3 separate regions of the Homo sapiens genome follow, and regions 2 and 3 are each linked to region 1. A link is a loop called in an ENCODE intact Hi-C map of the cell type or tissue named here. Cell type or tissue: CD4-positive, alpha-beta T cell. All regions are shown on one strand.

Region 1 (8,000 bases):
AGAAGGGCGGCAACGCGGCGGGCGGGCGTGGGCTGGGCCCGGGTCCGCCGGGCGTTGCGGGGGGCGGGGAAGGGGCCTCCCTGTCCCTGGCGTCCTGGACGGCCGTGGCCGCTCATTCCGGGGCCGCCTCCTCCTCCCGGGCGCCCACCGGGTGCCGCTGCCCCAGCGCCCCCGACGCGGCGCCCTCCGCCCCCCGGCCCGGGCCGGTGAACCCCATCCCCGGCGCCCGCCCCCGCCCCGCCGGCGCCTCCGCTCACCTCGCTCGCGCTCGCCTCGGGGGCGCTCCGGGGACCCGCGCCGCGCTCAGGGCGCCCGCTCGGCCGCGCCGTCCATGGGCCCGGCGGGGGCCCGCGCAGCCGGGGCAGGGGCCGGGGGAGCGCGCGGGCCGCGTCGCCGTCGCCGCCGTCGCCGCCGCCAACGCCGCGGGGAGCGCTCGCTCGGGCCGGGGCGCGCGCACTGCGGGCGGGCACGCGCGCTCGCGGCGCGCATCCCAGCCCCGCGGCTCGGCGGGCGCGGCCGGGAGGTTCCGGCGCGGCTCGGGCTCGGGCTCGGGCTCGGGCTCGGGCGTCCGGCGTCCGGCGGGGCGTCGTGGGGGGAGCCGGCTCGGCCGCCGCGCTCGGCCGCGAGTGACAGGCCCGGGGCGGAGGGCGGGGCCGCCGGCGGGGATGAGGTCATGCCGAGCGAAAAAAGCCCCTGACGTCACCTGCAGCCAATCAGCGCGCGCGGCTCGGGGGCAGGTGACGTCAGCGGAGCCCGGGCTCGGGGTGAAGCTGAGGCGGCTGCCGCGGGGGGGGGGCGGGGTGCAGGGTGCGGGTGGGTCGCGCCGCCGCCGCCTTCCGCCCTCACCCCGGGACCGGCTCTTAAAGGGACCACGCGGCGTCCGGGACCCCGCCTCCAGGAAGCCCTCCCGGCCCCGGGCCCCGCGTCACCCAGGCCCCCCGTCACCCGGGCCCCCGGCCGCGTCGCACAGACCCCGGACGGTCCAGCTGAGCGGCTCCGGGCGCGAAGTCCTCCCCCCGACCCGGACAGGCGCCGGCGCCGCTCCCCCCTTCTCCTGGCCTTTGTTGGCGCTGGGCCGCCGCCGGGGAGCCCTCCCCAGACCCAGGCGCGGCGTTTTACCTGCAGCGGCTGTGCTCGCCCCGCCGCGACCCCCGCAGGACGGAGCCGGATCCCCCTGCACTCGGGCGGACCTGGGACCCTCAGAGGCGAGCCGGCTGCCTCGGGTCACACATCCGCGAACTCCGGGGGCGGGCTCCCCAGGACGCCGCCGACCCCCCACGACCCCCAGCCCTCCCGCTTCCGTGGAAAGCCGCCCCGACGACCCCTGTGCGGGCTGTTGAGGGGCCGCACCCCGCCGACCGCTGTGGGAACACCTCCGCGCGTGCGGCGGGGACGCGGCGAGTCCGGGGCAGGAAGAACGCACGGGTAATTGCACCTTCGGCAGGTGTTGGGCGGGAGCAAGGGGGTCAGACTCGCGCTGCAGGGGGAGGGCGGGGGAGGCCTCGCTGTCCTGGAGGAAGGGGACAAAGACCCCTGCCCAGGAGCCTGGGAGCCTTTGAAAGTAATGATTTTTTGGCGGGGGGGGGTTGTCACGAGACACCCTAGACATTTCTAAAAGGCCCCCTCCCCGCTGCCGGGTGGAGAGGGAGCGTGGGGGGATCCGCCTTCTGCCCCCGAGCCCCCAGCCAGCCTGGGCCCCCCAGGGTCACCCTGGGGCTCTGAAGGGGGCTTCGGCCGCTGGTTGAATGAAGGGCCACAGAAAATGAAGCTGGCGCAACGACCGCAGAACCCTCAGTGGGCACCAGGACCACGGAGCTCAGGGTGCCAATGGTGATGGCTGGGGGTGGGGAGTACTGTGGGCAGCAGGGGATGCTGAGCGGGGTTTGGGGCTCCCCCTTTCCATACTCAGTCTTCCTGCCAGCCTCAGAGCTGAGTACACCGTTGGCGATTAATAAGCGCTTGCAGCTCCCTTCCCTGGCCAGCCTGAGGGGAGCGGCAGTGGCCCGTATGGGGTGGGGGTGGCGGTGGAGTGCGTCCTGGCGCAGAGCTGGCACACAGCACAAACAAACGCCTTGGCGGGAGTGGGTCTGTCCCGGAAGGGAGCCCAGGGGTTATTGGGGTTGGGGCTGCGCCCCAAAGCGGGAGGGCCCTGCGAGAAGGGAGGCCCTGGCTGGAGGGGGACCCTGAGACTGGAGGTGCCGGACCCGGATGCGGGGCCAGGTGAGTAGGGCTGCCTGCTGCAGCCTTGCTGGGTTTGAAAAGTGGGGGAGGCTTGGCCCTGGGAGGGGGCAGGAGGATTCAGGCTGAGACCCGGAGGGGGCGAAGGAGGTCCTTGAGGAGGCAGTCACAGGCCTGAAAGGACCTGGGACCCGCAGGCATGGGAGCTGTTAGCCGTTAGATAGAGGGGCTGTCGCCTGGGGGGAAGCCTCACCTGGCTTGTTCCCCCTGCCAGGCCTAGGTGAGCCCGATGGGCGTGTCTTCTGCCCAGCTGGGATGTGGCCAGCATCTGCCTGTGGCCTGGGAGTGCCCATTGTCCCCTAAGAGCTCTGGTTATACCCTGGGCAGCTACTGGCCAGGCTGGAGCAGGTGGCAGGCAGCGACCTTTAGTCCCTCCTGGAGGCTCCCAGGGGGCGGTTTGGAGGGGAATACGGCTCCCCTGGAGGGCCTGGGCTGTCCCTGGGGGGCAGAGTGCCCTGGGCGGCGATTGTTATAATCCCCGTAGCCATTTTCATGCAAATAAGCACTGAGAGCGTTAGGTTCTGCCCCTAACCAGGCTGGCGGACTAGGGAGGTGGCACCCTGGGGAGGACGGTGGTTTTTCTGCAGCCCCGCCTTAGTTCCACGTTGCCTTTGCACCCAGCAGAGGCCGGCCTGGGCGGTGGGCTCAGGGGCCTGGGTGCCCGACCAGGTCGGCTCGGCTCAGCTCAGCTCGGCGGCCGCACCGCCTCCCGGCACAGGTGTGGACGGGGGTGGGAGGCGCGACCAGGGAGGGGGCTGCGGTGTCAGTCCCGGCCCGGGCCTGTAGACGCCGCCTCGGGGGTCTCTGGGGCTCGGGAGGACCTTGCGAGGGGCCGGGGAGGCGCCAAGGCCGCGGCGAGGGACGTGCGGGGGTCCAGCAGCCTGGGGCGGGGACGCGCGCTCCGGGCCGTGCAGGTGGGGGTCCGAGCGGGGCCGGCCCGGCGGTTCGCGCGCGCCCTCTGCCGTCCGCAGGCCGTGGCGCAGGCTCGGCCGCCTGAAGCTCCTCTCGCCTCCGGGAGGACGTCCAAGGTCGTTTCTTAAAGCATCCCTATTGCGCAGAAGGAACAGTGGGGTTCACTTTTCTCGCTAATGTGCATATAATCGTTGCAACTAATTATGTGTAGCAAACCTCCATGCCACTATTTCCCCAACTTTTTTAAGTCAAGGCATAGCTAACTCAATACAATGCCCATCCCAGCTGTTCAAGTAGACTTTTTCTCCCGTTATTTCTTTAAAAACCGTATGATTTTTTCTTGTGGTAAAATGCATGCAGGAACATACGGTGTGCCATATTAACTATTTTTAAGTGAATTTGGCAGCATTAAGTACATTCACTTTCTGTGTAACCGTCACCACCACCCATCTCTGGAGCTTTTCGTCTTGGAAAACTGGAACTCTACTCTGTCCTCATTAGACACCAACTTCCCAACCCCCTCCCCAGCCCTTGGCACCCATTATTCAAGTAGATTTTTTTTTTTTTTTGACGGAGTCTCATTCTTGTCGCCCAGGCTGGAGTGGAGTGGTACGATCTCAGCTCACTGCAACCTCCATCTCCTGGGTTCAAGCGATTCTCCTGCCTCAGCCTCCCAAGTAGCTGGGATTACAGGCGGCCACTACCATGCCCAGCTAATTTTGTGTGTTTAGTAGAGATGGGGTTTCACCATGTTGGCCAGGATGGTCTCGAACTCCTGACCTCAGGTGATCCTCCCGTCTTGGCCTCCCAAAGTGCTGGGATTACAGGCGTGAGCCACTGCACCCAGCCAGTAGATGGGTTTTGACAACTGTATATGTAGTTTTATCACCATCAAAATGAGACCTAGAAACTTTATTATCCCAGAAGTTCCCTGGTGCCCTGTCCTCACCCTCTGACCTGTCACCGTGAGTTACTGCTATCTGTTCGTACACTTTATAAAAATGGAAACAATGGAAACAAACAATGAGAGGACTTTTGCCCCTGGCATCTTTCACTCAAGGAAATACTTTTTTTTTTTTCCAGACAGAGTCTCTTTGTTCCCCCAGGTTGGAGTGGAGTGGCGCGATCTCAGCTCGCTGCAACCTCCGACTCCCGGTTTCAAGCGATTCGCCAGCCTCAGCCTCCTGAGTAGCTGGGATTACAGGCGCCCGCCACCACGCCCATCTAAATTTTGTATTTTTTAGTAGAGATTGGGTTTCACCACGTTGGCCAGGCTCGTCTCGAACTCCTGACCTCAGGTGATCTGCCCACCTTGGCCTCCCAAAGTGCTGGGATTACAGGCGTGAACCACCTTGCTTGGCCTTAAGGAAATACTTTTGAGATTCGTCCACATTGCTGCTTTCCCACAACCTGATGATAACGTCTGTGTGGTTCTGTATTTCATGGGTGTATGGCAAGAGTGGAACCAATTCTTTATTTTTTACATATTAGATTATTTTCATATTTGGGCTATAAAAAACTGCAGCAGGCCGGGCACGGTGGCTCATGCCTGTAATCCCAGCACTTTGGGAGGCCGAGGCGGGTGGATCATGAGGTCAGGAGATCGTGACCATCCTGGCTAATGTGATGAAACTCTGTCTCTACTAAAAATCCAAAAAATTAGCTGGGCGTGGTGGCGGGCGCCTGTAGTCCCAGCTACTTGGGAAGCTGAGGCAGGAGAATTGCTTGAACCCGGGAGGCGGAACTTGCAGTGAGCCGAGATCGCACCACTGCACTCCAGCCTGGGTGACAGAGCGAGACTCCATCTCAAACAAAAAACAAAAAAGAAAACAAACAAAAAAACTGCAGCAGACAGCATCCTATTGTATATGCTTAAAAAAAGAGATATGGGATCCCTCTATTTTATCCAGGCTGGACTGAACTCTTCCTGGGCCCAAGTGATCCTCCTGCTTCAGGCTTCCCGTAGCTGAGATTATAGGCACGTGCCACCACACCCAACTCTTACATGTTTGTAACACACTTCTCAGATTATTTTTCTTTCTTCCCTCTCTCTCTTTCTCCATTTCCTTCATTCCTTCCTTCTGTCCTTCTGTCCTTCCTGTCTTCCTTTTCTTTCTTGACAGGATCTCACTCTGTCACCCAGGCCAGAGGGCACTGGTGGAAATATAGCTCACAGCAGTCTCAACCTCCTGAGCTCAAGGGATCCTCCCATCACAGCCTCCTGAGTAGCTGGCACTACAGGCATGTGCCAGCATCTCCAGCTAATTAAAAAAATTTTTTTTGGCCAGGTGTGGTGGTGCGTGCCTGTAATCCTAGCTACTCGGGAGGCTGAGACACCAGAATCGCTTGAACCCAGGATGCGGAGCTTGCAGTGAGCCAAGATCGTGGCACTGTACTCCAGCCTGGGCAACGGAATGAAACTCCATCTCAGAAAAAAAAAATTTTTTTTGTAGAGATGAAGTCTCACTATGTTACCGAGGCTGGTCGCAAATTCCTGGGCTCAAGCAATCCTCCTCTCTTGGCCTTCAGCCTTCCAAAATGCTGGGATTACAGGATTATTTTCTTTCCTAGTTTTTTTTTTTTTTTTTTTGGATGGCATCTCGCTCTGTTGCCCAGGCTGGAGTACACTGGTGCGATCTCAGCTCACTGCAACCTCCACCTCCTGGGTTCAAGCGATTCTCCTGCCTCAGCCTCCTGAGTAGCTGGGATTACAGGCGCCTGCCATCATGCCCTGCTAATTTTTGTAGTTTTAGTAGAGACAGGGTTTCACCATGTTGGCCAGGCTGGTCTCGAACTCCTGACCTCAGGTGATCTGCCCGCCTCGGTCTCCCAAAGTGCTGGGATGACAGGCGTGAGCCACAGCGCCCCCTGCCCCCAACTCCCATGTCCCCAGATATTGCAAAGTTGCCCTGAGTGGAGAATTCTAATAACTTGCCAGCAGGCTAGAAGAACTCCATTTAAAACCCTTGCCAGGGCTGGGCATGGTGGCTAACACCTGTAATCCCAGCACTTTGGGAGGTTGAGGTGGGCGGATCACCTGAGGTCAGGAGCTTGAGACCAGCGTGGCCAACATGGTGAAACCCCATCTCTACTAAAAAATACAAAAATTAGCCGGGTGTGGTGGTGGGCACCTGTAATCCCAGCTGCTTAGGAGGCTGAAGCAGGAGAATCCCTTGAACCCGGGAGGTGGAGGTTGCGGTGAGCTGTGATTGTGCCATTGCACTCTAGCTTGGGCAACAAGGGCAAAACTCTGTCTCAAAATAAAATAAAATAAAACCCTTGCCAACACTTGGGATTTTATGCATTTTGATTATAGCTGCATTACTTGATGGGTTGACTAGGAGGACACTGGAGTGTCTTCTCACACAGACTCCATATTTAGTTTGAAGACGTCCTTCTATATTGCCTTATAATCTTCCCCAGGGAGGCCTTACAGTCTTCCCATTGCGTATATTACTCCTGAGCTTATGATTTCGGTTGCTTTGTGAAAGGTTATAAAAACCACAATTTCTGATGTGTTGTTGCCTGTCATGGGCTGGCTGTCGATCACCCTCTCTGACTTCTCTTACTCCTCCAAGCAGGCCGCCTGTAGGTTCACTTGGATTTCCCAGGTAGATGGCCCTATCATCTATGAATCTGCACTTTCGTTTCTTTCCAAACCTCACATTGCTTGTTTCTTGTCATATTGCATGGGCTGGCATCACCATTATAATGCTAAGTGGACATGGTGATGGTGGGAGTCTTAGCTTCCATTCCCCAGAAAGTAGCCAGATGCAAAGCTCAGTGTACACATTTTCTGGAAGGGAGGAACACACCGAGCCAGGGAGGAGGTGAAGCTGAGGCAAGGCTGCTTCTTACTCAGCTGCTGTGGCTTTTTGGAAGTTGCAGCTCAGCTGGCCACGTCTGCACACCCTCTCCCACGAGACCATACAGCGATGCTCCACCTCAGAATGGTCCACAGGGAGGAGGAAGGGAGAATAGTTTCTCTGCAAGCTCCTTCCTGTCTTCTGCTCTCATAGGTCAGAGTTGCTCTCCCGAGGAATTAAGTTCCCTGCATCTTCAGGTGGTGTTACTGGCCCCTCTTGGCAGCTGCTGGGCAGGCCAGAGTGTCTGAGGGTTTGGGGAAGCTGGCACATTGTGTGGAGTGAGAGAGAGGTTCATTAAAATTCCCAATTATTCCTATACATTCCCAATTATAGTCCCAATTGTATTTGTGGATTTATCTATTTCTTATTTTAGTTTTGTCAATGTTTGCTTTATATGTTTTAAAGCTCAGTTATTTGGCACATAGAAGTTTAGGATTGTTTTCTGTTTGGTTGCATGAACTCTCCTATCATCATGAAATGTTATCTCTTCTAATAATGGTTTTGTTTCAAAGTCCACATTGTCTGATCTTACTATCATTATACTAGGTTTTTGAAAACATTAATGTTTGCCTAATATATCTTTTTTTTTATTCTTTTGCTTTCTATCTTCCTGGATCTTGATATTTAGGGTTTGTTTTTTCTAAACAACATGCATCTTATTTAACTTCTCTCTGTTTTTTTTTCTTTCCTTTTTTTTTTGAGACAGAGTCTCACTCCGTCACCCAGGCTGGAGTGCAATGGTGCAATCTCGAGTCACTGCAGCCTCTGCCTCCCAGATTCAAGCGATTCTTGTGCCTCAGCCTCCCAAGTAGCTGGAATTATAGGCACGGGCCACCACACCTGGCTAATTTTTTGTACTTTTAGTAGAGACGAGGTTTCACCATGTTGGCCAGGCTGGTCTCAAACTCCTGACCTCAAGTGATCAGCCTGCCTTGGCCTCCCAAAGAGCTGGGATTACAGGCATGAGCCACCGTACCTGGCCTA
Region 2 (8,000 bases), 370 kb before region 1:
AGTCTCTGCAGACACAGCCCACTATCAAGTGTGGCTGAGGCCCGAGGTCGGCCCCAGGTCCCGGAAATATGGACATCTACACCCTGGCCTGCCTGGCTCCGGGGGGCTCCGGGGGACTTTGCCTCTCCTGGCACCACAGCACAGCCAGGCCTGGATCCCACGGCTCTGTCCTGAGCCGGCTGAGTATGTGGCCCTGCAGAGTGTGTGGCCTTGTTGGGCACCCCATCCAAGGGGGTGCAGCGTGGGGCTCTGCTCTAGGGATGGGGACCCTGGGCTGTGGCCTCTGCACCAAGAGGTGCCACCACGAGTCACCCCAGGGGTGCAACTCGGCCTGGTAGGAAGCGGCCTGGAGGGGGATGTCTGGGAAGTTGGGGGCAGCAAGCCAGTGGGGAGGCAGGGGCGGGTCTCCCCAGGGCCCAAGCTCATGAGTGTCTGCTGCCCTGGCTCTCCCCAGCCCGGCGCCGTGGTCTCCTCGAGCCTGTGCGAAACCTGCAGGTGTGAGCTGCCGGGTGGCCCCCCATCGGACGCGTTTGTGGTCAGCTGTGAGACCCAGATCTGCAACACACACTGCCCTGTGGTGAGCGCTCCCACCCTGCCCCGACCCTGCCCTGGCTCTTGGGGGGCAGCGGTCGCCTGGATTCCAGCCACATGTCCATCCCTCCCGCAGGGCTTCGAGTACCAGGAGCAGAGCGGGCAGTGCTGTGGCACCTGTGTGCAGGTCGCCTGTGTCACCAACACCAGCAAGAGCCCCGCCCACCTCTTCTACGTGAGTAGTGGCTGCCACAAAGAGGAAGGGCAGGGTCTGGGAGCACTGGGGCATGTGGGGACCTGTCGTTGCCAGGCATGCGTCTGGCAGAGGCTGGGGACTCTCTGGAAGCCCACGGGCTGGGGTGCAGACAGAGGGACAGACGGAGGGAGGGTCACTCACCCCGGGGCCTGGCCTCCCTCCAGCCCGGCGAGACCTGGTCAGACGCAGGGAACCACTGTGTGACCCACCAGTGTGAGAAGCACCAGGATGGGCTCGTGGTGGTCACCACGAAGAAGGCGTGCCCCCCGCTCAGCTGTTCTCTGGTGAGGTCCAGGATCCCCGCTCCAGCCAAGGGGGGCTTCACCCCTAGATGGGTTTGGGGGGCTGTGATCATCCCTGCAGCGCCAGCAGACACCCCCTCCTGCTTGGGGCTGTCCACTCCTGAGCCTGGCCCCATGTCCCCATCCCTCACTTCTGTGGGGGCCGCCGAGCGCCTCGGCACTGAGGGCGCCCCTCTGTCGGCACAGGACGAGGCCCGCATGAGCAAGGACGGCTGCTGCCGCTTCTGCCCGCCGCCCCCGCCCCCGTACCAGAACCGTGAGTACCCAGCCTGCTGGGCGGGGCGGGCTCCACCCTCAGAGGTCTAGGAGCAGCTGGGCTGGTCCTAAACCCTGTGTTCCTCTCCAGAGTCGACCTGTGCTGTGTACCATAGGAGCCTGATCATCCAGCAGCAGGGCTGCAGCTCCTCGGAGCCCGTGCGCCTGGCTTACTGCCGGGGGAACTGTGGGGACAGCTCTTCCATGTACGTGCCTGGGCAGCAGGCAGGGAGACGCGATTGGCTGTGGGGTGCAGTCAGGGCCCCCAGGGCTCTAGGTGCCAGATAGACGAGGGGCAGGACCATGAGGGGCCAGGCAAAGGGCTCTGAGGGTGAGGCGGGAAAGGGGTCCTGAGATGGCAAGGGTGGGGCTGGGGTAACTACATCCCCAGAGCCTGTGTCGGCATCACGCTCTCCTGTTTACTGAGCTCCGCCAGGAACTTGCCGCAGCCGCCCCGAGTCTCCCTCCCTCCCATCAGCACGGAGCCGGGGTCGGCCCTGGTGGGACTGTTGGCGCCTGGGGAACTGGCAAAGGAGAGCTGGTTGTCAGACACTGGCAGCATGCCTCCAGGAGCAGGGAACACGATGAGGCCGCCCAGAGCTCGGCACGGCGCCGGCTTACGGCAGGAGGCTGGGGTGGCGCAGCAGCTGGTGCTGAGCAGCCCCTGCCCACAGGTACTCGCTCGAGGGCAACACGGTGGAGCACAGGTGCCAGTGCTGCCAGGAGCTGCGGACCTCGCTGAGGAATGTGACCCTGCACTGCACCGACGGCTCCAGCCGGGCCTTCAGCTACACCGAGGTGGAAGAGTGCGGCTGCATGGGCCGGCGGTGCCCTGCGCCGGGCGACACCCAGCACTCGGAGGAGGCGGAACCCGAGCCCAGCCAGGAGGCAGAGAGTGGGAGCTGGGAGAGAGGCGTCCCAGTGTCCCCCATGCACTGACCAGCACTGCCGCCCTCCTGACCTCCAAGGAGAACCTCCCATATGTCCTCTGAGCTCGGCTTCCAAGGCCAGTGGAACTTGTGCCCCTGTCCAGGCGGCTGCAGCTTTGAACACACTGTCCACGCCCGCTTTCTTGTGGAGGGTGTGGGCTATGGGTCACCTGCTGCCTGGAGGAGGGGCCCTTACCCACCCCGCCTGCAGCCACCTCTCAGGACCAGCCCCGGGGCTGGCCGAGCTCCTCTGGCCATGCATCCAGCCTGCTGTTCTGGGGACGTGAGCATCACCTGAGGGTCTCAGGAATGACGCTTGGACATGGTGATCAGCTGCCTGGTGGCTGCAGGAGGAAGAACCTCACTCCTACCTCAGCCCTCAGCCTGCGCTCCCCTCCTCAGTACACGGCCAATCTGTTGCATAAATACACTTGAGCATTTTGCAATTTGTGGACTGTGCATTTTTTGAGATTGTTCATAAAATCCAGGAATAGGGTGGGGGCAAACCCGGGCCCTGTGGGGTGCACACCTCAGGCCAGCCACCCAGTACTGGGCAGCCCTGCTGCTTCTGTGGGCTGGCTGGGACAGTGTCTCTCTGCTCAGAGAGGAGAGGCCAGAGCTTGGATCTGCCCCAAGAAGAGACCACCACCCTGCAGAGGTCTTTGAGGGCTTGGCTGCAGTCTAGAGTCCAGGATGCATCTGTTCAGAACACAGAGAGTGAGTGAATGAGAGTGAGAGAATGAATGAGTGAATAAATGGGTGAGTGAATAAGTGAGTGCATGAGTGAGTGAATGAATAAGTGAATGTGTGAGTGAGTGCATGTGAGTGAGTGAATGTGAGTGAATGAATGTGAGTGAATAAGTGAGTGACTGAGTGAATGAGTGAATGAATGAGTGAATGAGTGAGCAAATAAGTGAATGAGTGAGTGAATAAGTGAATGCATGAGTGAATGAATAAGTGAATGTGTGAGTGAATGAGTGCATGTGAGTGAATAAGTGAGTGCATGAGTGAGTGAATAAGTGAATGTGTGAGTGAATGAGTGCATGTGAGTGAATAAGTATGTGAGTGAGAGATTGAGTGAATGAGTGAATGAATGAGTGAATGAGTGAGCAAGTGAGTGAATAAATGAATGAGTAAATGAGTGGGTGAATGAACAAGTGAATGAGTGAATGAGTGAATGAGTGAGCAAATGAGTGAGTGAATAAATGAATGAGTAAATGAGTGGGTGAATGAACAAGTGAATGAGTGAGTGAGCGAATGGGTAAGTGAATGAGCGAATGAGTGAGAGAATGAGTGAATGAGTGAATAAGTGAATGAGTGAATGAGTGAGTGAATGAGTGAATGAGCGAGTGAATGAGTGAGTGAATAAGTGAATGAGTGAGTGAATGAGTGAATGAGTGATGAATGAATGCGTGAGGGAGGGAGTCAGCAGGGAATGGGACCAGCCCAGGCATCCAGGGCACCTCATGGCCCAGGCAAGGGCCTCTGACATGGGAGGGCTGCCCCTGGTGATGGAGGCGTTCTGGGATGGGGGGTTCCAGCTCTGTGCAGCTCCTAGACTCGCCGTTACTGGGGCTGAGCTTGGGCTGTGCACACTCCTGAGTGTATCTGCAGGCAAGCGGGAGGTCGGCAACCCCACGGAGCGTCTGCTGGATGCTCTGCAGAGGGTGGGCTGGGCCCTGGAAGCTTGTCACTCTCTTAGTCCTCTCTGACCACCGCCACCCCTCCCCGGAGCCTCCATGTTCCTGATGCCCAGTGTTCTCCTCTTGGAGGGCTCCAGGGAGTCTGCAGATTCCCTTGGACACACCGGCCTCGGGCTGGGCCCTGCCTCAGCCACATAGCAGCACCAGTAGAGTGGGCGGCACTGACCCGGCATCCCAGGAGTGGGCAGAGGGGTCTGGAGGAGCCCAGGCTGAGCCGGGTGGGGCTGGGGAGCCCACTGCCTAGACAGGGCCAGCGCAGGGCGGGGGAAAGACAGGGAGGGCTGTGGTCGGCCCTGGCCAGGCCTGTGGCCCACACAGGAAGGCCCAGGAACATCTGGAGCCCCCCACGCCTGATGGTGGGACAGGTGGGTGGGAAGCTGCGCCCAGAGTGGAGGCGGTGACGTGGCAGGCACCAGCTCCCTGGTGACTTTCTGGGGCTCAGGGTCCTGCCCGGGCCTCCCACAGCTTCAGGTGGCCCCAGTGTCCCTCTGGGCCAGAGAGGGTCTCAGGGACCTGTGTACCCTGGGCGTGGTGTGGAGTAGCTGAGGGGCCGGCAGGGGGATTCTCCATCAGCAAGGTGGACGTAGGGGCCCAGCCTCATGTGCCTGTCTGGGTGGGCGCTTTTCCCAGCCCTCCTGGACTTCGGCCGCGCCCATTGCTCCAACCTCCCCCAGCCTCCTTTTCAGGTGCCAGGCCCGGCGGGGTGGGGTCTGGGGAACCGACCTTCCATTCTCAGGCGTGCAGCCGCGCTCCCTGCAGCTGCCACGAGGTGGCAGCACAGTCAGGCCCGGCACCCGTCGGCTCAGGCCTGGGCTCCAGGCACCGCAGAGCCAGGGGAGTCCCGGGTCTCAGCCCACATCCCTCACGGCCTGCCCATGGCCCTGGGAGGCTGAGGACACCCCTCACGGCTTACAGGCACATGGCAGCCTGGAGGGCTTGGGCTGGGCCGGAGGGCCGCGGCCCCTCCCGCTACTGTGTGCCTGGCCCTGTGAGGAGGCCCGGCCAGTCCCAGAGTCCCTCTTGCCCTCAAGCCACGTCTGCAGGCACTGGGAGGTCAGAAGGCAAGGCCGGCCCAGTCCCTGCACCAGGATTTTTGACCCAATGGCAGGCAGTGAGGCCTCCGTGGCTCCAGCGTTGGCTCACATCTGGGGGTTGCTTTGACAGGTCTCAGGGCTGGGGTGCCCAGGACCCCCCAGGTCCAGTTCTCCAACTGCCTGCCCACCCTGGCCCACTGTGTGCTCCCAGACACCTGGGCAGTGGGGCTGCCTCCGAGCCTGACTGCTGGGGTGAGCAGGTGGGGCAGAGGAGGCTCCCCAGCCTCGACCCATGTCCTCTTGGCGGCCAGGCGGAAGCACAGCCCGGGAACTCCCGCTCTAAGACCCGTCGGCTCCAGCGCTCTGCTGACCACCTGACCTCACAGCCGCAGGGCACCCTAACCAGCACCAGTGTGCCCGGGGTGGATCAGGTATCCTAGAAAGCTGCCAATTCCTCTCAGGGTAGGGTGGGAACGGCTGACTAATCCCCCACCCCCTGGGGTGAGCTTGGCCCCACGGCCTCCTGCCCGGCGCTCCCTGCCTGGAACACGGCAGAGTGGCCGGAGGTAACCAGATAGCAGGTCCCTGGGAGGGAGCAGCCGCCTCCCGGCTGCCCACCTGGGTCGCCACAGCCCCTGGCCCCGGTTATGCAAGTCGCCATTCCGGAAAGAGCCACAGAGATGGGTGTGGCCCCAAACACCTTGGCGGCTGCCAGCCTGCCCCTGCTCCCCACTCCTCCTGGACGTGAGCGGGAAGAGGCCAGGGCTGGCCTGGGTGGCCCCTGCCCCACCCCCCACACTCCCGTGCCAGGAGGCTGCCTGGAGTATGGCCTTGGCGGAGGCGTCACGTCGAGGCTGGACACTCATGATTCTAGGACCCCTCCAGGAGCCAAAACTTCCCCCAGGCTGATGGAGAAGGGGTGTCCCACCATGTGCCCAGGGAGTCCATATTGGGGCCCATACTGGGGCCAGGTCCCAGATAAGGGGACCTGGGAGGCTCCTGGCCATGGGGAGCAAGATGGACAGAGACGCAGGGCTCAGGGGTCTGTGACCATGGAGGGTGGGCTGTGCTCTCAGCCCCCTCCCAGCTCTCCCCAGCATGGCAGCACCCAGGGCTCCTGAGGAGCTGGGTCCCCGCAGTCGGCCACATCTTGGGGTGTGCACAGGCAGCAGCTCCGAGCTCTGGGCAGCAGGGTGGGTCCCCATGGTTGGCCACATCTTGGGGTGTCCCCAGCAGCAGCTCTGAGCTCCCGGGCAGCAGGGTGGGTCCCCGCGATTGGCCACGTCTTGGGGTGTGCACAGGCAGCAGCTCTGAGCTCCTGGGCAGCAGGATGGGTCCCCGTGATCGGCCACATCTTGGGGTGTCCCCAGCAGCAGCTCTGAGCTCCCGGGCAGCAGGGTAGGTCCCCGCGGTCGGCCACGTCTTGGGGTATCCCCGGCAGCAGCTCTGAGCTCCTGGGCAGCAGGATGGGTCCCCGCGATCGGCCACGTCTTGGGGTGTCCCTGGCAGCAGCTCTGAGCTCCGGGCAGCAGGGTGACTTCTTGGAGCAACCAGAGATCCAGGGCAGCTGCCTGGCCCAGGTGCAGAGAGATGGATGCTGCGGTGGCATGGATGCCAGCTGAAGCCCTGGGAGCAGAGAGACCTGAGGATGATTTTAAGGAGGCTGGGGCCAGTGTAGGGAAGCAGGGCAGCTGCCCGGGGCTGGCCACTCACCCTGGGCACAGCTCCTGCCCCCAGGTGTGCCTGTATTCAGGACGGGCACCGACTGTGTGCTCGAATGTCCCTAGGCAGGACCCGGAACGTGTTTGACTGAGGGACAGCCTCGTGGGGGACAAAAGACTGCAGAAGAGGTGACCACCTATGTAGAGAACCCGACTGAACCAACAGAGGAGCCATGGGTGCTGACGGGACAGCCCCACAGAGCCTTGGCTAGAGCGGCCCAAAGTCAGCGTGGTTCTTCCACACCCTGGACCACCACCGGAAAACGACCACGTCTCTGGCTGTGTGAAGCTGCGTAGTGAATGTCCATGTCTCCAGCAGCAGGCTGGAGGGATGCAGAGGAGGACTCAGAGACGGAAGGGGCATTGCACACACAGGCGTGGCTCCCCCAGGCCGATGGCAGCTGGTGAGAGCTTTGGAGGAAGTTGGCAAACTCGTAGAATCTACCCGGACTGAAAAAGGTCCTCAAATATCCAGGTGGATTTTGAAAGGCACGAGCAAAGAGTGCAGTGCCCTGCCACCCAGGAGGGCTCCCCAGCAATCATCGCAGGGAAAGCGCCCCTCCCCCTGGGCCACAGTGGCTTCCAGCAGCCGTGCTGTGTGGGCCGCCCCACGCAGGCCAAAGGGACCCACTGAGGGCCCGGTGAGGTGCCCGTGTCCCTGGGGCCTCGCCGTGTTGCAGGAGCAGTGCGCAGGGCTGTCGGCTCCTGAGCATCTGCTGGAAGGCCTGCAAGGTTTGGTCGCTGAGTGCTCACAGCTCAGAGCCCAGGGGTGGAGCCTGGCCCTCACAGTGAGCAGAGCAGACGAGATCACCGGGTGGAAGGAACCCCAAACTGGAGCTACAGGGCAAAATAAGCAGAAAAGGAGAATTCAAGATATTGGGGCTAGAACTGTGGGGGTGCTGACCAGAGCCTGCGGGAGCCTGGGGTGCGTGTGGGGTTGGGGGTGGCGGGACAGAGAGCCCCGCTGGGAGCAGGGCTGCAAGAGAGCCCCCAGCCAGGGTGGCTGGACCAAGGTGGGCCAGGAGGGGTGGATACAGAGGTGGCCAGGCCAGGCCGAGTGCGGCGGGCTTTGGAGGTCCCAGTAGAGGCACCTCGAAGTCTGCCTCAAATCCTGCTGCTTCTCACTCACCCTGGGGCTTTCTCAATGCTCATAAAACCCACCTGGAGGTCACACACAGGCTGCTGTATTTTTACAGAATAGAATAAAAAATAAAACCCCAGAGGGTGACGGTGACAAAGTATGTGCATCCTGGGCGCTGGAGAAAGACA
Region 3 (8,000 bases), 190 kb before region 1:
CGGCCAGCTAACATTATTCTTAATGATGAAGGACTGCTGCTTCTCCCCTAAGATCAGGAAAAGACCAGGATGTTTGCTTTCACCACTTCTATTTGACATTGTACTGGAGATTCTAGACAGGGTAATCAGTCAAGGAAAAGAAACGAAACACATCCAGATTGGAAAGGAAGAAGTAAAACTATCTCTATTTGTAGGTGACATAAACTGGTATATAGAAAATCCTAATGAATCCACTGAAAAGCCATTAGAACAAGTTCTAACAAACAAGTTCAGCAACATTGCAGGGTGCAGATCAATATGCAAAAATCAATTCTATTTCTGTGTGCTAGCCATGAACAATCTGAAAAGGAAATTAAGAAAACAATTCCGGCTGGGCATGGTGGCTCACGCCAGTAATCCTAGCACTTTGGGAGGCTGAGGCGGGTAGATCACGAGGTCAGGAGATGGAGACCATCCTGGCTAACACGGTGAAACCCCGTCTCTACTTAAAATACAAAAAATTAGCCGGGCGTGGTGGTGGGCACCTGTAGTCCCAGCTACTCGGGAGGCTGAGGCAGGAGAATGGCGTGAACCTGGGAGGCAGAGCTTGCCGTGAGCCGAGATCGTACCACTGCACTCCAGCCTGGGCGACAGAGCGTTACTCCATCTCAAAAGAAAAAAAAAGAAAAGAAAAGAAAACAATTCCATTTAAAATAGCATCAAAAGGAATAAAATACTTAAAAATAAGTTTAATAAAAAATGTGCAAAGCTTGTTCTCTAAAAACCACAAAACACTATTGAAAGAAATTAAAGAAGACCTAAATAAATGGTAAGATATCCCATGTTCATGGATTAGAATTCTTACCATTGTTAAGATGACAATACTCCCCAAATTAATCTACACCTTCAATGCGATTGCTGTTAAAATCTCAGCTGCCTTTTTTACAGAAATTGACAAGCTGAGTCTAAAATTCATATGGGCTGGGCATGGTCTACAGTTACATGGATAAGTAAGGCATGGTCTACAGTGTCCGTGTGACGGAACATTATTCAGCCACAGAAGGAAGGAAATGCCGACACATTCCGCAACATGGATGGGCCTCAGAGACGCTGTGCCTAGGGAAAGAAGCCAGACACAAAAGGCTACATATTGTGTGATCCTGTCCGTGTAAAATGTCCAGAACAGGCAAATCCACTGAGTGAGGAGATAGATCTGTGGTTGCCTGCAATCGCAGGGGCAGGGAGTGGGGAGTGTGTTTAATGGATGTGGGGTTTCTGGGGGGATGATGAAAATGTTCCAAAATTGATTGCAGTGATGGCTGCGTGGTTCTTTGAATACACTAAAAAATACAAATCACTGAATTGAGCCATTTAAATTGGTGAATGGTCTGGGCGCGGTGGCTCATGCCTGTAATCCCAGCACTTTGGGAGGCTGAGATGGGTGGATCACCTGAGATCAGGCGTTCAAGACCAGCCTGGCCAACATTGCAACACGCTGTCTCTACTAAAAAGGCAAAAATTAGCGCACGCCTGCAATCCCAGCTACTCGGGAGGCTGAGGCAGGATAGTCGCATGAACCCAGGAGGCAGAGGTTGCAGTGAGCCCAGATCGCACCACTGCACTCCAGCCTGGGTGACAGAGGGAGACTCCGTCTCAAAAAAAAAAAAAAAAAAAAAAAAAAAAAAGAAAGATGTACATCTGTCGTTGCCTGAAATTGCAGGGGCAGGGAGTGGGGAGTGTGTTTAATGGATGTGGGTTTTTGGGGGGGATAATGAACATGTTACAAAATTGATTGTGGTGATGGCTGCACAGTTCTGTAAATACACTAAAAAATACACATCACTGAATTGTGCAGTGTGAATTGGTGAATTGTATGATACGTGAATTATATTTTAATAAAGCCGTTAAACATTTTTAACGGAAAGGAGGATGTTACAAACATCACATTTAGCAGAAGACAGCTGGCAGACACAGAGCTAGAGGTGAACTAGTGGTTTGCTCTAGGTGGTGGGACCAGAGGTGATTTTTATTGTCTTTTCATTTGGCTACATTTTTCAAAATTTCTTCAATACCCATACATGTATTTGTCAATTTAGAGCCACATAGCATCACTTTCTCAACTGTCTTTTCAGACACATTGGTCCCACCCTCCTGTCTAAATCTTGGCTATCAGCTCATCCTGCTGCCTCTCCCTCCCCATTCCTGGCTTCTCTCAACAGGAAGAGGAGCAGGGGCCTCTGCGTCAAAGGCCGGCTTTGGGTAAGTCAGGTCACCACTCTGACCCTCAGAATCCTCTTCCCCACTGCGGGAGCTGTACCTTGCTTCCATGACACTCTGTCCCCTGCTTTCCTCCCGCTGCTCTGCTCCTTCTCTCCCGGGGCCTTCCCTTACTGCACCATCCCTCCGTGTCGCCCTCCCCACCCTCTGGCCTGTCTTCTCACTCTGCAAGCCCTCCTTGGGTGTCTGGCTCCTGGGTGGGCAACGCTTACCTCTGTGTGCTGGTGACCTGCAGAGCTTCCAGGACAATGTGTGCAGTGTGGAGCTGACCCCCCTGCCACCCCCAGCAAGGGCCACCTGGGCACTGCCCTTCCCAGGCTTCCCTCCTTGTCCCTCAGTGGGGGCCATCGTGGGGGTCTGAGCACACATGCTCGGCAGATGCTGGATCTGTGCTGGGCTTCTGAGCATCAGAGGCCTCAGTGTGCCCCTCCAGGCTTCCTGGTCACCTCCATTGGGTGCAGCAGGAAGCCCCCGGGCTGGGGCAGGGACAGGAGCTCAGATGGAGACAGGAGGTTCAACAGCTAATGTCCCCACTGTGACAGGCTCTGCTTTCCACCAGTGTGGCTGGGAGCACCTGGTGGTGGGGACACCCAGAGGGGCCTGGGTGGGAGACCCCCGCACCTGCTCCCACCTGCACACTGACCTCCCGCCTGTCTCTATGGGGGACTCTGGCCACCTATGTACAACAGAGGGGGAATTAGACTGTGGCCACCCTCTCCAGAACTGCACCCCGTTCCTTTCTGCAGCAGGACGGGCTGGCCAAGAGCAACCGATTGTCGAGATAAGAGGCCGATAGCTGTCGGGCACGGAGCTGGTGGGCGCCAGGCTGGCGGGGCGTGGGGCAAGCCTCCGGGAAGCGACTGATGAGAGAGCAGCGGGAGGACCAGAGGTGATGACGAAGGCAGGGCGGGAGTGGGACGGGGGCCGCACAACAGAGACCCTAACCTGAGCCCGCTGACCCAGCCGTCTGACCCCTGTCCAGGGACAGGTGGGTGCGGGGTGTGAGCAGAGAGGACGGAGGCAGGTGTGGCTGTGGGCAGGGTGGCTTCTCTAAGGTCCCCCGTGGTAGTGGGGGATCTTTTTGTAGGACGGAGTCATGGGCAGCCTGGGCCAGCCAGGGAGGCCCTGCCAGTGGGGAAGGAGGTGGCTGCTCCTACGGCTGGGCCAGAGGTGTCCCTGATGTCCGTGGATGGTCCTGGCAACCAAGAAAGCGGCTGCTCTTCCTCCTCCACACAGCCACCTTGGTGAGGGAGACGGGGCGGGTCAGGGACGGGGCGGGCGCAGGAAGCCCAGCTCTCAGGCGGTGAAGGGGGCGGGTCCAGGAGGGGGTGTGAGGCTGGCTGGGAGGCCCCGGGAATGCGCGCGACGGCAGGCCGTCTGCCCACCCGTGCCACCTGCCCTCCCCCCACGGGCCCTCGGCCCAGCTCCTGGTGGCCGTGAGCTTGTCCCGCAGCTCGGAGATGCTGCTTAGCGGGGCGCCTCGTCATTGGTCGTGCGCCTGCTCAGTCTGGGGCAGGGGCTGGGACAGCGTCTTTAATCCCCGGTGCCGGTGCGGGGATCAGGGCAACGTGGAGTGAGACAGCGAAGGGATGGCGCCGTGAGCCCTCAGCGCGGGGAGACACACGCCGGGCCGGGGCGCCAGGAGCGGGGGTGGCGGGGAGGGGAGGGAGGGAAGGCTGGTGACGTCAGTGGTTCCAGTTCCGCAGCAGCGGAGGCCGCGGCCGGGGACGTGAGACACCAGCTGACGCCCGGAGCCTCACAACCTCTGCACACACATTCTCCTGAGGGCCGGTGCCTGGAAACAAAGGCCACCCCCGCCGGCCGGAAACTTCTAGGCTGGCAATGGAGATGGGACATCTGGTGACCCCCTCTGTATCCTCCTCTCCCTTGGGGTCCTCCAGGAAGGGCTGCGTGATCAATGACCCACTTTTTTGTTTTGTTTTTGAGATGGCCTCTTGTTCTGTCTCCCAGGCTGGGGTGCAGTGGTGTGACCTAGGTTCACTGCAACCTCCACCTCCCGGGTTCAAGCGATTCTCCTGCCCCAGCCTCCCTCGTAGCTGGGACTGCAGGTGCGTGCCACCGCGCCCGGCTAATTTTTTTTTTTTTTTTTGAGACGGGGCCTCCCTCTGTCGCCCAGGCTGGAGTGCAGTGGCGCTATCTCAGCTCACTGTAAACTCCACCTCCTGGGTTCATGCCATTCTCCTCCCGAGTAGCTGGGACTACAGGTGCCCTCCACCACGCCTGGCTAATTTTTTTTTTTTTTTTTGTATTTTGTTTTTTTAGTAGAGACGGGGTTTCACCGTGTTAGCCAGGTGAAACCCGGCCAGGTCTTGATCTCCTGACCTCGTGATTCGCCCACCTCAGCCTCCCAAAGTGCTGGGATTACAGGCATGAGCCGCCGTGCCAGGCCAATTTTTGTATTTTTAATAAAGTCGGGGTTTCACCATGTTGGCCAGGCTGGTCTTGAACTCCTGACCTCAGGTGATCTGCCTGCCTTGGCCTCCCACAGTGCTGGGATTACAGGCATGAGCCACTGCCCCCAGCCTCAATGACCCACTTGTCCACTGGCCTGCACTTACATCCTCAGGCAGCTGGAGCCGCCTCCTGCAGGAAGCCCTCCCCCTGCCACCCACCCACCCACCCACCCAAAGGCGGGGCTTCCCCTTGGGTTGCCATGGACCTTGTGGCCGGCAGGGCACCCGGTGCACCCAGGTGTGTCTCCCCGCGTGGCCCACAGGCTCTTCTGGGTGGAGCTCAGAAGAGCCTCTGCGCAGCTTTACTGAAGTAAGATTGTACGTATATGATTCGATGAGTTTAGCAAACAAGCCAGCCGTCAGGATGTGCAAGAATTCCTATCGCCCTGGACCCACAGCCACCCCTCTGCCTTCTGTAGCTACAGTTTTGCCTTTTCCATAATATCATAGAAATAGAATCATACAGCACATGGCTTTCTGAGGCCAGATTCTTTCACTTGGCCTAATGTGTTTGAGATTTGCCCACATCTCAGCCACGCTTCCTGGCCCGCTGTGGTCACGGCTGAGTCGCGTTCCCCGTGTGGGTGCACCACAGCCTGTCTGTCCAGTCATCACCCAAGGACAACGGGGTTCTTTCCACTTCTTGGCTGTTACTAATAAAGTGGCTATGAACATTTGCATGCAAGTTGTGTGTGGCCGTAAGTTTTCTTTTTCTTGGGAAAATAGCTGTAAGAGGGATTGTTGGATCGTATGGTAACGGTGTGTCTAATTTTATAAGAAACTGACAGACTGGTTCCCAAAGCATCATTTTGCACTCCCATCTGCAACGTCTGAGAGTTCGAGGTGCTTTGTGTCGTCTAAATTTCCGTCATCATTTTTTTGAGGCAGGGTCTCACTCTGTTGCCCAGGCTGGAGCGTAGTGGCTCTATGGTGGCTCACTGAAGCCTCCATCTCTCCAGTTCAAGCAATTCTCCCACCTCAGCCTCCCAGGGAGCTGGGACTACAAGTGTGGAGTCCTGGTGTGTAGCCATGCCTGGCTATTTTATTTTTATTTTTCATAGAGATAATGTGTTAGGCTGTTCTTGTGTTGCTATAAATACCTGAGACTGGTAGTTTATTTTAAAAAGAGGTTTAATTGGCTTATGGTTCTGCAGGCTGTAAAGGAAGCATGGCATCCGGAAGCTTCCAATAACGGTGGAAGGCAAAGGGGGAGCAGGGGTCTCACACGGCAGAAGTGGGAGCAAGAGAGAGTGGGAGGGGAGGCTCCCACTTAACCAGATCTCACGAATACTCACCATTGCAAGGACAGCACCAAGCCCCGAGGAATCCACCCCATGACCAAAACATCTCCCAGCAGGCCCCATCTCCAACACTGAAGATTCCATTTCAACATATGTCTGGGCGGGGACAAATACCCAAACTATATCAGATGGAGTCTTGCTATGCTGCCCAGGCTGGTCTCAAATTCCTGGGCTCAAGCTATCCTCCCACCTTGGCCTTCCAAAGTGCTGGCAGTACAAGCATGAGCCACTGCACCTGGCAGCTTGTCAATTTCTAAAAAAAAAAAAAAAAAAAAAGAGAAAATTTAAAAAATCAAATTAAAATTAAATCGATTACTTGGGCCTTGTTAAGTCTCACTTAATATACTGAGAGATGTATAATCGTTTTTTGTGTACAGATCTCATGCAAATTCTGATAAATTTACCCCTAGTATTTCGTGGTTTTTAAATTCTCTTTGTAAGTGGTACTGTTTTCATAATTTCAACTTCTAATTGATGGTTAGCACACAAATAGAATTGACCTTTTTTTGGCTTTGTACCCTGTGGCTTTGGTAAACTTACTTATTCGTTTTAGTACCAGTTTGTAGCTTAGAATTTTCTGCAGACAATAATGTTATCTTCTTGTTTTACTTTCTGACATGGAGTTTTGCTCTTGTTGCCCAGGCTGGAGTGCAATGGCATGATCTCGGCTCACTGCAAACTCTGCCTCGTGGGTTCAAGCGATTCTCCTGCCTGAGCCTCCTGAGTAGCTGGGATTACAGGTGCCCATCACCAAACCCAGCTAATTTTTGTATTTTTAGTAGAGACAGGGTTTCACCAGGTTGGCCAGGCTGGTCTCGAACTCCTGACCTCAGGTGATCTGCCCGCCTCAGCCTCCCAAAGTGCTGGGATTACAGACGTGAGCCACCGTGCCCGGCCATTAATGTTATCTTCTAATAAAGATCACCTAAAATTTCCTTTTTGGCTGGGCACGGTGGCTCACGCCTGTAATCCCAGCACTTTGGGAGGCCGAGGCGGGTGGATCATGAGGTCAGGAGATCGAGACCATCCTGGCTAACACGGTGAAACCCCGCCTCTACTAAAAATAAAAAAAAATTAGCCGGGCGTGGTGGCGGGCACCTGTAGTCCCAGCTACTTGGGAGGCTGAGGCAGGAGAATGACGTGAACCCGGGAGGCGGAGCTTGCAGTCAGCCGAGATCGGGCCATTGCACTCCAGCCTGGGCGACAGAGCAAGACTCCATCTCAAAAAAAAAAAAAAAATAATAATAATAATAAAAAATTTCCTTTTCAACTGGTACAAATTTTGTCTTCCTTGCCTCATTACTTCGGCATGTACTCTGGCACGACACTGAAATAAATGATGATGATGGACAACCTTGCCCCATCCCTGACCCAAGGAAAAGCTTTCAGTTTCTCACCACTAAGCCTGACATTAGCTGTGGGTTTTTGTAGTTTCCCTTTGTTGGGTTGGGAGTGCAGGAGCAGAATAGATTCGAATCTTCTCCTCCTGGTTTACTGAGAGCCTTTGTCGTGAATGAGTGCTGAATTTTGTTGAATGCTTTCCTTGCATCTGTGGAAATGACCGTGTGGTTTTTCTGTGTTGGTCTGCTAATAGTGAATGACAATTGATTTTGAAATGTTAAACTAACTTTGCATTCCCGGGTACGCTCCACAAGGTCATATGTGTTCTCTTTATATATTGCTGGAATTGATTTGATGTTTTGTTAAGGGATTTTTGTGTCTAGGCTCCTGAGTGGACTTTAATTTTCTTGTCATGTCCTTGCATGGTTTTGGCACCAGGGTGATGACAGTTTCACAGAGGAGCTGGGACATGGCCCGTCTTCCTCTGTGTCCTGGAAGTGTCTGTGTAGCGGGGTGCTTTTCCTCCATTAGTGTTTGGTGGGCTCCACTGGTGAGTCTTGGCCTGGACGTCTTTGTGAGACTGGGCCCTTTCCTAACTCCGGCAACAGACCTTCGTGCTCGAGAGCCC

What was found. A loop is a pair of places that touch in the nucleus more often than their neighbours do. Peaks named below come from ENCODE experiments on the same cell type or tissue, not always from the same donor. Only the 100,000 strongest peaks of a DNase experiment are listed, where the experiment ranks them.
Region 2: a loop joins it to region 1, with 22 times the contacts of the local background. A loop is called at or near these places in 45 of 110 quality-filtered maps.
Region 3: it touches region 1 in a loop (2.8-fold over the local background); 6 of 110 quality-filtered maps call a loop at or near these places.

What each region holds. Positions count from the first base shown.
Region 1 is chr11:1,571,644-1,579,643 of GRCh38, forward strand. It overlaps DUSP8 (dual specificity phosphatase 8), which reads right to left and starts at 628. Exons shown (of 7, transcript NM_004420.3): 1 at 258-628. It overlaps KRTAP5-AS1 (KRTAP5-1/KRTAP5-2 antisense RNA 1), which reads left to right and starts at 1,098. Exons shown (of 2, transcript NR_021489.2): 1 at 1,098-1,425. RefSeq lists enhancers at 1-229, 778-1,323. In CD4-positive, alpha-beta T cell, CTCF peaks have their summits at 3,220 (motif pointing left) and 3,421; DNase peaks (open chromatin) are centred at 718, 1,918, 2,788, 3,198 and 1 weaker place; H3K4me3 peaks cover 2,329 bases; H3K27ac peaks cover 1,988 bases.
Region 2 is chr11:1,198,420-1,206,419 of GRCh38, forward strand. MUC5AC (mucin 5AC, oligomeric mucus/gel-forming) reads left to right here. Exons shown (of 49, transcript NM_001304359.2): 44 at 455-577; 45 at 668-766; 46 at 952-1,071; 47 at 1,276-1,345; 48 at 1,436-1,550; 49 at 2,019-2,719. The coding sequence ends at 2,283. Among named protein-coding and RNA genes, the nearest start is that of MUC5B, 21 kb to the right of the region's middle. RefSeq lists enhancers at 4,008-4,515, 4,516-5,022. In CD4-positive, alpha-beta T cell, a CTCF peak has its summit at 4,730 (motif pointing right); a DNase peak (open chromatin) is centred at 4,752; H3K27me3 peaks cover 341 bases.
Region 3 is chr11:1,379,475-1,387,474 of GRCh38, forward strand. No RefSeq gene overlaps it. Among named protein-coding and RNA genes, the nearest start is that of BRSK2, 6.5 kb to the right of the region's middle. RefSeq lists silencers at 3,524-3,973, 4,669-4,842. In CD4-positive, alpha-beta T cell, no CTCF peak of the experiment used is centred here; DNase peaks (open chromatin) are centred at 3,617 and 3,927; H3K4me3 peaks cover 1,134 bases; H3K27ac peaks cover 995 bases.